2 separate regions of the Homo sapiens genome follow, and region 2 is linked to region 1. Evidence: chromatin loops called from intact Hi-C (ENCODE). Cell type or tissue: breast epithelium. All regions are shown on one strand.

The links. Hi-C counts contacts between places; a loop is a spot of excess contacts. Peaks named below come from ENCODE experiments on the same cell type or tissue, not always from the same donor. Only the 100,000 strongest peaks of a DNase experiment are listed, where the experiment ranks them.
Region 2: a loop joins it to region 1, with 20 times the contacts of the local background. A loop is called at or near these places in 1 of 110 quality-filtered maps.

Annotation. Positions count from the first base shown.
Region 1 is chr7:132,392,170-132,397,169 of GRCh38, reverse strand. All of the region lies in intron 3 of PLXNA4 (plexin A4), which reads left to right. Among named protein-coding and RNA genes, the nearest start is that of PLXNA4-AS1, 42 kb to the right of the region's middle. In breast epithelium, no CTCF peak of the experiment used is centred here; a DNase peak (open chromatin) is centred at 3,020; H3K27ac peaks cover 492 bases; H3K27me3 peaks cover 280 bases.
Region 2 is chr7:133,330,377-133,335,376 of GRCh38, reverse strand. All of the region lies in intron 5 of EXOC4 (exocyst complex component 4), which reads right to left. Among named protein-coding and RNA genes, the nearest start is that of MIR6133, 42 kb to the right of the region's middle. In breast epithelium, no CTCF peak of the experiment used is centred here; no DNase peak of the experiment used is centred here.

The DNA of each region.
Region 1 (5,000 bases):
GCTGGTTCCTGCGCTTTTATCTTCTAGTATTTGTAAAATTTTGGGGAAGGCTGAGATGCGGAGAAGGCTTTTAGCCTAAAATGGATGGCTGGGTATCCCTGCAGAGAATGCGGGTGGTGTGATGTCCCCAGCCCCCATCCCTGTGCCAGCTGTCAGAGTGGCAGGTGTCTGGGTCTGGATCTTGGGGCAGGATTTCCCTAGGCCCCAGGCAGGTGTGGGGCAGGGCCGCCCCTGGAGGCTCTATTTCCCACACCAAGGCAGGGTCTTTCCCTAAAGAAACGAGCATCCTGCTTCACTCTGGAGAGGGTGCACTGCACCGTGGTTAAGAGTGCACAGGCTTTGGGAGAAGCCTCCTGAGGTTCAAAGTCTGGCCCTGCTGGCCAGGCGCGGTGGCTCACACCTGTAATCCCAGCACACTGGGAGACTGAGGCAGGTGGATCACTTGAGGCCAAGAGTTTGAAACCAGCCTCATCTCATGGTGAAGCCCCGTCCTCTACCAAAAATACAAAAAATTAGTCGGCCATGGTTGCACACACCTGTAATCCCAGCTACTCAGGAGGCTGAGGCATGAGAATTGCTTGAACCTGGGAGGCGGAGGTTGTAGCAAACTGAGATTGTGCCACTGCACTCCATACTTGGTGATAGGGGTTGACTGTCTCAAAAACAAACAAAAAAAATAAAAAACCCAAAACCCAAGTCCAGCCCTGCCACTAATCAGTTGTTCGACCTTGGACATGCTACTTAACCTCTCTGTGGCTTAGCTTCCTTATCTATCAAGTGTGGATAAAAATAGTGCTTATCTTACAGTGCTGTTGTGAAAATTAGAGTTAATTTATATGAGTGCTACATATGTGTTGGCTATTCTTCATCTCTTTCCGAAACTTCCATAGATACCTAGGGAACCTGCAGCTCTCCCCATTCCCTTTATGAACTCCCCAATTTTCAAAGCATGGCATACTCTTCAGTATCTGTACTGAGTCTCCAGAGTCCTTTCTGCCCATCCATTGTGGGGATATCCCAGGGGGCTGGCTGAAGGCTTTCTCTTGATGTGATCACTTTGACCACAGCTCCTCATCTCTAGGGTACATTTGCCTTACCCCTACTTTTGTTCAGCTGTGTGTCCCAGGAAGTCCCCAGGCAACATCACTGTCTATCTCCAGTGAGGCTTAAAGGACCAGAAATTTATATCTCACCAAACTATGGCAGCTCTTGGGATACCAGTTGCCCATATTTTGTGAGAAAACAAAATACCCCCAAACAGTGAAAGCTTTCTGTGTCTTGAACATGTGTACAGGCATAGGTATAATGGGAGAAACTCTAATTTGGAATCAGGCTGCTAACTGGCTTCATCATTTGTTTCCCGGCCATGGGGATCCTGGTCATTCCTTCTAGAGCAAGTGGTCATGGATTGCACTTGCATCTGGACTTCTTGCTTTTTCTGGGCGGCAAAGAAAATCAAGTAATACTCTCCCCTCTCTCCAAGAGGCTAATTGAGGCTCCCAGCTTCCAGGCTGTTTGCCTATCAGAGGCTGCCTGCATGGGTGCCAGGGTTTAACTGGCTGCTGCTTCCCCCTGGTTCTGCCCAGCAGCATGTCAGGGGCCACATGGCCAGACATGAGATGCACAGGTGGGACGCACGTGCCAGCCTGCCTGCAATACTTCAAATAGGACTTTGTGCCCCCACTCAGTGCTGCATCATCAAATTTATCTGGCCGACACCCTCTCTCAGCAGGACTCTCTCTGGGGTCCCTCCCAAGGTTTCCATTGATTTCTTCCTCTCACAGGGCCTCAGACTCTAAAGAAAGTGCTTATTCATCTTGTCCCCACTCCTCATCTTCCTTTCTGCCTGAATGGTCACCAGCCAGCCCCTTGTCCTCAGCCATGCCAACTAGCCCCCATAAAACCCATGGTCCTGTCATCCTGCAACAGCCTCAAACCAGTGATTTCTAGGAGCCTGGAGGGCAGGCTGTGACTTCCACTCCAGTCCAGACCTACACCTGAATGCCTAATTGAGTGTTTCCCCCATTATTTCCAGGTGTGAAAAGTGGGTTATTTGGCCAATGGCTCCCCTAGCTGTTTATCAGCAGCTGTGGTGGCTACCCATTTGCTGTAAGGCTGCAGAGAGATGCAGCTTCACTTTCGCTGGAGTGTGCAGCCACACCTGCCCCGGAAAGGCAGGACTACATCTGCATGTGATGAGGCCCAGGATCCCTGAAGGCTGAGAATCCCCAGGGCTGGTCCCACGGCTCACCTGACTGGTGGATCAGAGCCACAGATGGCCTCAGAGAATTCTGGCGAAGCAGAGAGATTTTTTTAGTGCGGGAGGAAGGGCAGGAGCTCAGAGCAGGACTGCACATGCAGTGGGTGGACCAGCAGCTTCCTCATGACTAGAATCCCAGGGCAAGGACAGTGGGAAAAAGTGGGGAAAGGTTCTTCATAGATTCTCATGATTTCTTCCTGGGTCATTCATGGCCCTGGCCTCACATTAACTCAGTTTTAATTGCATGTTGCGTGCGATGTGACTTCTAAAAGATGGCTAATCTTAGCCCAGAGAGGTGAAGGAATTTACCCAACATCACACAGTAGGTTAACAACAGAGCAGAAGTGAAAACCCAGTTTTCCTTTCTTTTAAAGCAGTATTTGCACTTCTGACAGCTAGAATCACAGACTCAGACAACAGGGACACCTAGGGTCAGAGAGGTGAAGTGACTTGCCCAAAGTCATATAGCCTATTTGTGGCAGAGCTGGGACTAGAACCCAGGTTCCTAACTCTTAATCTAGTGTTTGTTTCACTTCTCACTCCTGATCACATTCTCTGGTCCCTTCACCTGCTCCCCTCATTAGCTAGGGAGGAGGGACCCTCCTAGGGACTGGCATCTGCTGGTGCCATCTGCACCAAATCGGCTTGGGTGTCTCGAGGGGGTAGGACAGAGGCAGCTCTACTGGCTGGGCCCCGCTTCAGAGGAAACTCGGCTCCATCCCGGCCCAGGGGCTGTATGCAAGAGCAAGCTTTGCATGAGCACAAACTGTTCCCTTCCCCCTCTCCCATGTATCCTGGGTCTTGGCCAGGGCTTGGAGAAAAAAAGAAATCTGGATGGCTGCTAGCCAGGCAAACTCCCAGGCTGTCAGAGGATTGGGGAAGGTCAGGCAGAGATGCCAGTTAATACGAAAAAAAAAAAAAAAAAGAGGGTGGGGTGCAAATTAGTGGTCTGTGTCTCAATACCACTGTGCCTGGAATCTCTAATAAGTCTTGTCGTAAGTTGGCAGAAAAGCCTGGATTGTTACACAGCCCCGCTTCTGAGTCAAGCCTGGGCTCTGCTGCCATGGTCTGAAGATGGCTTAGTGTCCTGGTGCCGCCCCGCTCTGCTAGTTTCATCCAGGCTGAACTTCAAGCCTCTAAATGTCCAGTTTCTCTCTTACATGGAATCAGGGGCCTCTTCTGTGGATTCCCACCATCCTCTCCACTTCCCTTGCCATGTCTACTTACTCTTTTGTCTCTCCTCCTAGCCTAGGAGTTTCTAGAGAGCCGGGACTATGTCTTGCTGCACTCTGCATTCTCAGTGCTTAGCACAGTGTTGTGTAGTGTCATGCTTACTAAATATTTCTCAGATGAATGAATGAATGAATGTTTAGCTAACAAAAGTAGGACTTGAGTGATGAGCTTGTTGGGAGGAAGGGTGCTCCCATGATAATCAGCCATGCCCAAATCCAGGTTCATATGTGGGGCTGTTTGCTCTTGACTCCTTAGTTTGACACCCAGGTTAAAGCCAATACAGCCTCTCTGGATCATGGGTTCTTGAGGGTACCATGATCAAGGTACCCATTCACTGCCTTAGGTGCTGGGCTGATAATCAGATGAGAGACACAGTCTGGCAGGGGAGTGGGATTTATCACCCTCTGTAGGAGCCTAGAATGGGGAGTGGGAGAGTCTTCTTGGGTGGGTGGGGCTGGGGTCAGTGGTGGTGGTGGTGGGGGGGGGTGTTGGGGGTCAATGTTGCTGATAGAGAAGGTAAGCATGAGCTAGGCCTTGGAGGATAAGTGAACATTTCCAGCGAAAAGGATGAGGAACAGCATGAGAAAATTCGGAGGAGGAAACTGACAATTGGTATAATAAAACTGTAATAGTTTTATTTGGCTGGGGCATGGGGTAGGGTGGGATGGGGTAAGGCGTGGCTGCAGAGGAAGCTGTGAAGCGCCTTCGTGCCAACCGGAGGAGGTCCTCTGCTGCAGGGCCTGGGTGCTCAGATGGACACAGGGAGGCGGCATCTCCTAGGGCTCCTGGGTTTTGTGAATGATCACGCCTGTTTTGTCTCCTGGCCAGCCTGGGGCTCAGCAGGACTCCAGTGTCTGTGTCTACTCCCTGGTTTGAGATGCCTGGACCTGCACAATGACCAGGATGGCTGTGGCTCACAGGATTGCTGTAGCCTCCAACAGCGGCCCATCCTCCCCAGGACAACCTAGGCGAGGCTGAAGCCTGGCTGTTGCCACAGTAACTGTGAAACAGGGCATACAGCAATGCGCGATGCTCAGCTCTGCGCCACACCTCACTGTAGAAGAGCACTGAGGCCAGACAGTGACTGCCAGAGCCTCTGGGGCACTCGGCTACCTGCCTGGAGCATCACCTGCCAGGGGTGAGCCTCCTGCCAGCTTGGAGTATCATGACTGTGAACCCAGGAGACCTGGGAAACTCAGGGAGTGGCAGCCCTGGAAAGATTGTGAGGACAGATTGGGAGAAACAGTGTCCGCACTTTTCAGAGAGTGAGTCTGAAAGACAGGCTGGGGCCTCCTGATAGCAGGTGCACATTTACAGACTACAAGAAGGTTAGTTAGCTTTGTTCCCTCCATGATGCCCTTCCATTCCTTCATTTCTTCATATATACTCTTGTTAATGTAATAAATATTTATCGAGGGCCCATCATGCCCTTGGCACATAGATGCTGCCCTCCAGGAACTTATGTTCTAGTAGGACAGAAATATCAATGAGTAATTCCCATGCACAC
Region 2 (5,000 bases), 940 kb before region 1:
GTTGGTGGAGGTGGACAAAGAGGAGTTGTTTAATGGGCACACAGTTCCAGCTTTGCAAGATGAGATATTTCTGGAGATTGGCTGCACAACAGTGTGAATATACTTAACACCACTGAACTGTCTACTTAGAAATGGTTGACACAGTAAATTTTATGAGTTTTTTAAAACATTAAAAAAAATTTTTAAGCTATAAACAAAAAGATCCCATACATATGGGCTTACCTTTTGATTGAGCTATCCCTCTTCTAGAAATTTAACGATACACCTCCAACAACATGAAAATGCACGTGCATGTTATTTATTCCACCATTGCCTGATGGCAAAATACTGAAAACAATCTAAATACTCACACAAAAGAGAGTGGTTACAATAGCAAAGACATGAAATCAACCTAAATTCCCAACGATGACAGACCAGATAAAGAAAATGTAGTACATATACAACATGAATACTACATCACCGAAAAAGAACGAGATCATGTCCTTTTGCAGGGACATGGATGGAGCTGGAGGCCATTATCCATAGCAAACTAACGCAGGAACAGAAAATCAAACAACACATGTTCTCAACTAATGAGTAGGAACTAAATGATGAGAACACATGGACATATAGAGGGGAACAATGCACACTGGGGCCCATTGGAGGGTGGAGAGTGGAGGGTGGAGGGTGGGAGGAGGGAGAGAATCAGAAAAAATAACTAGTGGGTACTAGGCTCAATACCTGAGTGATGAAATAATCTATACAACAAACCCCCATGACACACATTTACCTATGTAACAAACCTGCACATGTACCCCTGAACTTAGAGTATAAAAAAGAGCAACAACAGAGAGTGGTTGACCTATGATAAATCAACCCAACAGAGTACTATGCAGATATAAAAAGAACATTGAAGAATAAGCAGAATCTCCATGAACTAATACAGAATGATTTCCAGGATATATTGTAGAGTGAAACAGCAAAGTATAAAGGAGTATCTATAGTATCCTTACCCTTCATGGAAGAGAGAAAGGATTTAAGAAAAGATATATTTAACTCCTTGCTTTTGCAAAAAGAATTACAGGAAGGATAAAGCAGAAATGAATGTGACTGATGACCTATAGGGATAGACGGAAAAAATAGGAAGGAAACTGGGAATGGGATAAAAGATAGAGATGGAAAAGTGACATTGCCTGAGTGCTTTGTGTTATAGTTCAGATGCTTACAACATGATAATGCTTCCGATGTACCCCCACAATAAATAATTAAAATCAACTGAGATCTAGGAGAACTCAAATGAAATAAAAACAGTAACAAATGAACCTAAAAGTATTGCAAATAAATAACATAACCATAAGTGAGTGGGTTGGGGTCGAAAAGAACTAACCTAAGTAACTGGATTTTGACTATTTTGACTAAATATTATAAGCCTTCTAATATGCAAATTGAACTGCACACAAACATTGTACTCAAGTTTATAGATTTGTTTTTCACTGCCGTGAATTGTTTTTCATTGGTTAGCAATTGTAAAATGATTTCATGTATATACTGGGATTACAAAAATGAGTTGCTTGTTACAAGAACCAGGTTTCTCACTATTGAAAAGAGCTAGAAATAAGGAAAGAAGGCTCAGCTGAACTGCAGTGGTTGACATGGATTTGGAGTTGAACTCATGTTTTACTCATATATACACATGGTTAGAAATAAACAGATACAGAAATAAATAGATACAGATCTATGTAGAAATACATACAGAAATAGATACATATAGATGTATATGTTTCTGTCTATACATGTGTATGGTGTACACACATATACACATGTAATATACATAAGCATGCACATACATATCTCCTAGCTCTGTCAGCTAAGAGGGACTACAGCAACATTACACCAGCAGCAATGTGTTCAACTAGAATACAAATCTAGGTTTCAAAATATCACTCTCCAATAAAAAAAAAACCAGATCTCCTTAGAGAAATGGTTAATTCCAAGGCAAAGGGAGGGGAAGTACAAGATGAGTCTGAAATGTCTTGTGGTACCAGAATGTAAGGAAGTTTTCAACAATGGATGGGGACATGTTAAAACAACCTAGGAACCAACCTGAAGGAGCTACCAGTGGCCAAATTTGGGACAATTTGAGCAATAAGATAAATAATGACAGTACCTGATTACAAGTCATAGAACAAAGTAAATATCCATAAATTTTTACTGATTTAAACAATTAATGAATATAGAAATACATGAAGAAGACACAGCTCTTCATCACAGTAGAATTCTATTAGTAAATGAAAAAAGAATGACAGAAAAAGAAAATCATGATTTGGCCAACGCCTGATAATTGCTATAGGCAAGAATAATAATCATACCTTGGAATGTGTACTGCACTTGAAATATTAAAGAAAAATAGACATTTGATAACTTTAAAATAGCTCTGTAGCAAAGTAGGTGCTAAAAATTAAGGTTAAAATCTAAAAGAACAAAAATATAATCTATAACTTCCCACCCAGAAGGGTAAATAACCAGTCAAAAATGAAAAGGAAATATCATACTTGATGACATTTTAGAACCATTTCCATTAAGGGCAAGACTCACACTATTGCCTCTACCATTCAAGTTATATGATAGGTTCCCAGCTATGCAAAAATTAAAAACAAATAAACAAAAAGAGGGCAAATAACTGTTGAATCTTTACAAAAAGGAGACAACACTGCCTTAACTGCAGACACTGACTGTTTACATACAAAATCCAGGAAAATATACAAATATATTTTTTCAAATATTCTATTAGAATTTTGAAAATAATGCAACAAAATTGGTAGATACAAGATCTCACCTCACTGCAACCTCTGCCTCCCAAGTTCAAGAGATTCTCCTGCCTCAGCCTCCTGAGTAGCTGGAATTACAGGCACGCACCACCATGCCCAGCTAATTTTTGTATTTTGGTCACCATGTTGGCCAGGATGGTCTCGATCTCCTGACCTCGTGATCTGCCCACCTTGGCCTCTCAAAGTGCTGGGATTACAGGCATGAGCCACTGTGCCCGGCCTCCAAATTCTTAAGATATATATAAAGTCTCAGAGCAACACTTTATGGAATAAAATGCACATCAAGAAAATAGCAGCATAAAAATCATTTAATTTGTGTTCTCTTTAGGTTTTTACTGCTTAACCTATGCTTGTACCCAAAAGAAAAGAACTAAGAAGTCCAGTTTCATTATAGTCATATTCACGAAATCCCAGCAGAAGCATGAATAAAATGAATAAAGAGGCCACAAATGAAATGCCTGTGTTCCCTGGGAGTAACTACTCAGTCAAAATGTTCCAAAGGCAGTTTGCCAAATGAAAAGACATACTGGGAGTCCAAAAGCTTAAACCAACATTTTACTACAATTATTGGCTTTTCTCCACACTTCTCCCATCCTTCTACCTAAGTTATAGTTGAACTACTACATCTAAATTAGACATTAGTTTCTCTGTGCATTACAAAATACTGTGACTGAGGAGAATAAGAGAAAGGCTTGCAAAATACATGCCCTACATATTTAGACTGGGAACAGCATGAGGCCAGGCTCCAACAATTATCATCTTGGTTGAACCTGGACCAACCACTCAACCTTCCTGCATTCAGCTTCCGTATCTGTAAAGTGATTGTAAAGATAATACCTCACTTTGGGAGGCCGAGGCGGGCGGATCACAAGGTCAGGAGATAGAGACCATCCTGGCTAACACGGTGAAACCCCGTCTCTACTAAAAATACAAAAAATTAGCCGGGCGAGGTGGCGGGCGCCTGTAGTCCCAGCTACTGGGGAGGCTGAGGCAGGAGAATGGCATGAACCCCAGGGGGCGGAGCCTGCAGTGAGCCGAGATTGCGCCACTGCACTCCAGCCTGGGCGACAGCGAGACTCCATCTCAAAAAAAAAAAAAAAAAAAAAAAGAAAAAAGAAAGAAGATAATACCTGATTAACCAGAATATAAGTAGTTTTTCATATATTTCTTAGCATTGGATTCCCCTTATGCAAACTGTTCATAATTTTGCCTATTACTCTATTAGCTTGTTTTATTGATTTATAGAGATTCTTTACATATTCTAGATACTTAATCTCCATCAGATAAATGCCAATTTTTCCACGGACAGGGACTTGTCTGTGAATTGCAAATTATTTGCTCAGTTCTTTATTATGTCATTTCTTTTCTTCATTAATATGTAGGAAAGCTAAGCGGATGCTAATCATTTTTCTTTTAATGGATTCTTGCTTTTGCCAACCTGTGCCTTGACTTTGCATTTTATAAGTAAATGTTTTATATCTGATCGCACTTAAATTTAATGATCTAAATATAATAATTGTAACAGTAATCACATAGTACCTGCCCTAACTACGTCATAGGCCTGTTGCATCATTTAAATGATATATTTTGCAAACTATAACTTATAAACTATTATTTAAAAAAAAAAAAACCTCTCACAGAAAAGTCACCCACAGATTGCTGGCAAGATGGCCGAATAGGAACAGCTCCGGTTTGCAGCTCCCAGTGAGATCGACGCAGAAGAAGGGGGATTTCTGCATTTCCAACTGAGGTACCCGGTTCATCTCACTGGGACTGGTTGGACAGTGGGTGCAGCCCACCAAGGGCGAGCCAAAGCAAGATGGGATGTTGCCTCACCCAGGAAGCACAAGGAATTCTCTCCCCCTACCCAACAGAAGCTGTGAGGGACTGTGAGGGACTGTGAGGGACTGTGAGGGACTGTGCCGTGCCGTGAGGAACAGTGCACTCCGGACTAGATACTGAACTTTTCTCACAGTCTTTGCAACCCACAGACCAGGAGATTCCCTCCAGTGCCTACACCACCAGGGCCCTGGATTTCAAGCACAAAACTGGGCAACCATTTGGGCAGACACTGAGCTAGCTGCAGTTTTTATTTCCAAACCCCAGGGATGCTTGGAACACCAGCAAGACAGAACCGTTCACTCCCCTGGAAAGGGGTGCTGAAGCCAGGGAGCGAAGTTCTGGCTCAGTGGG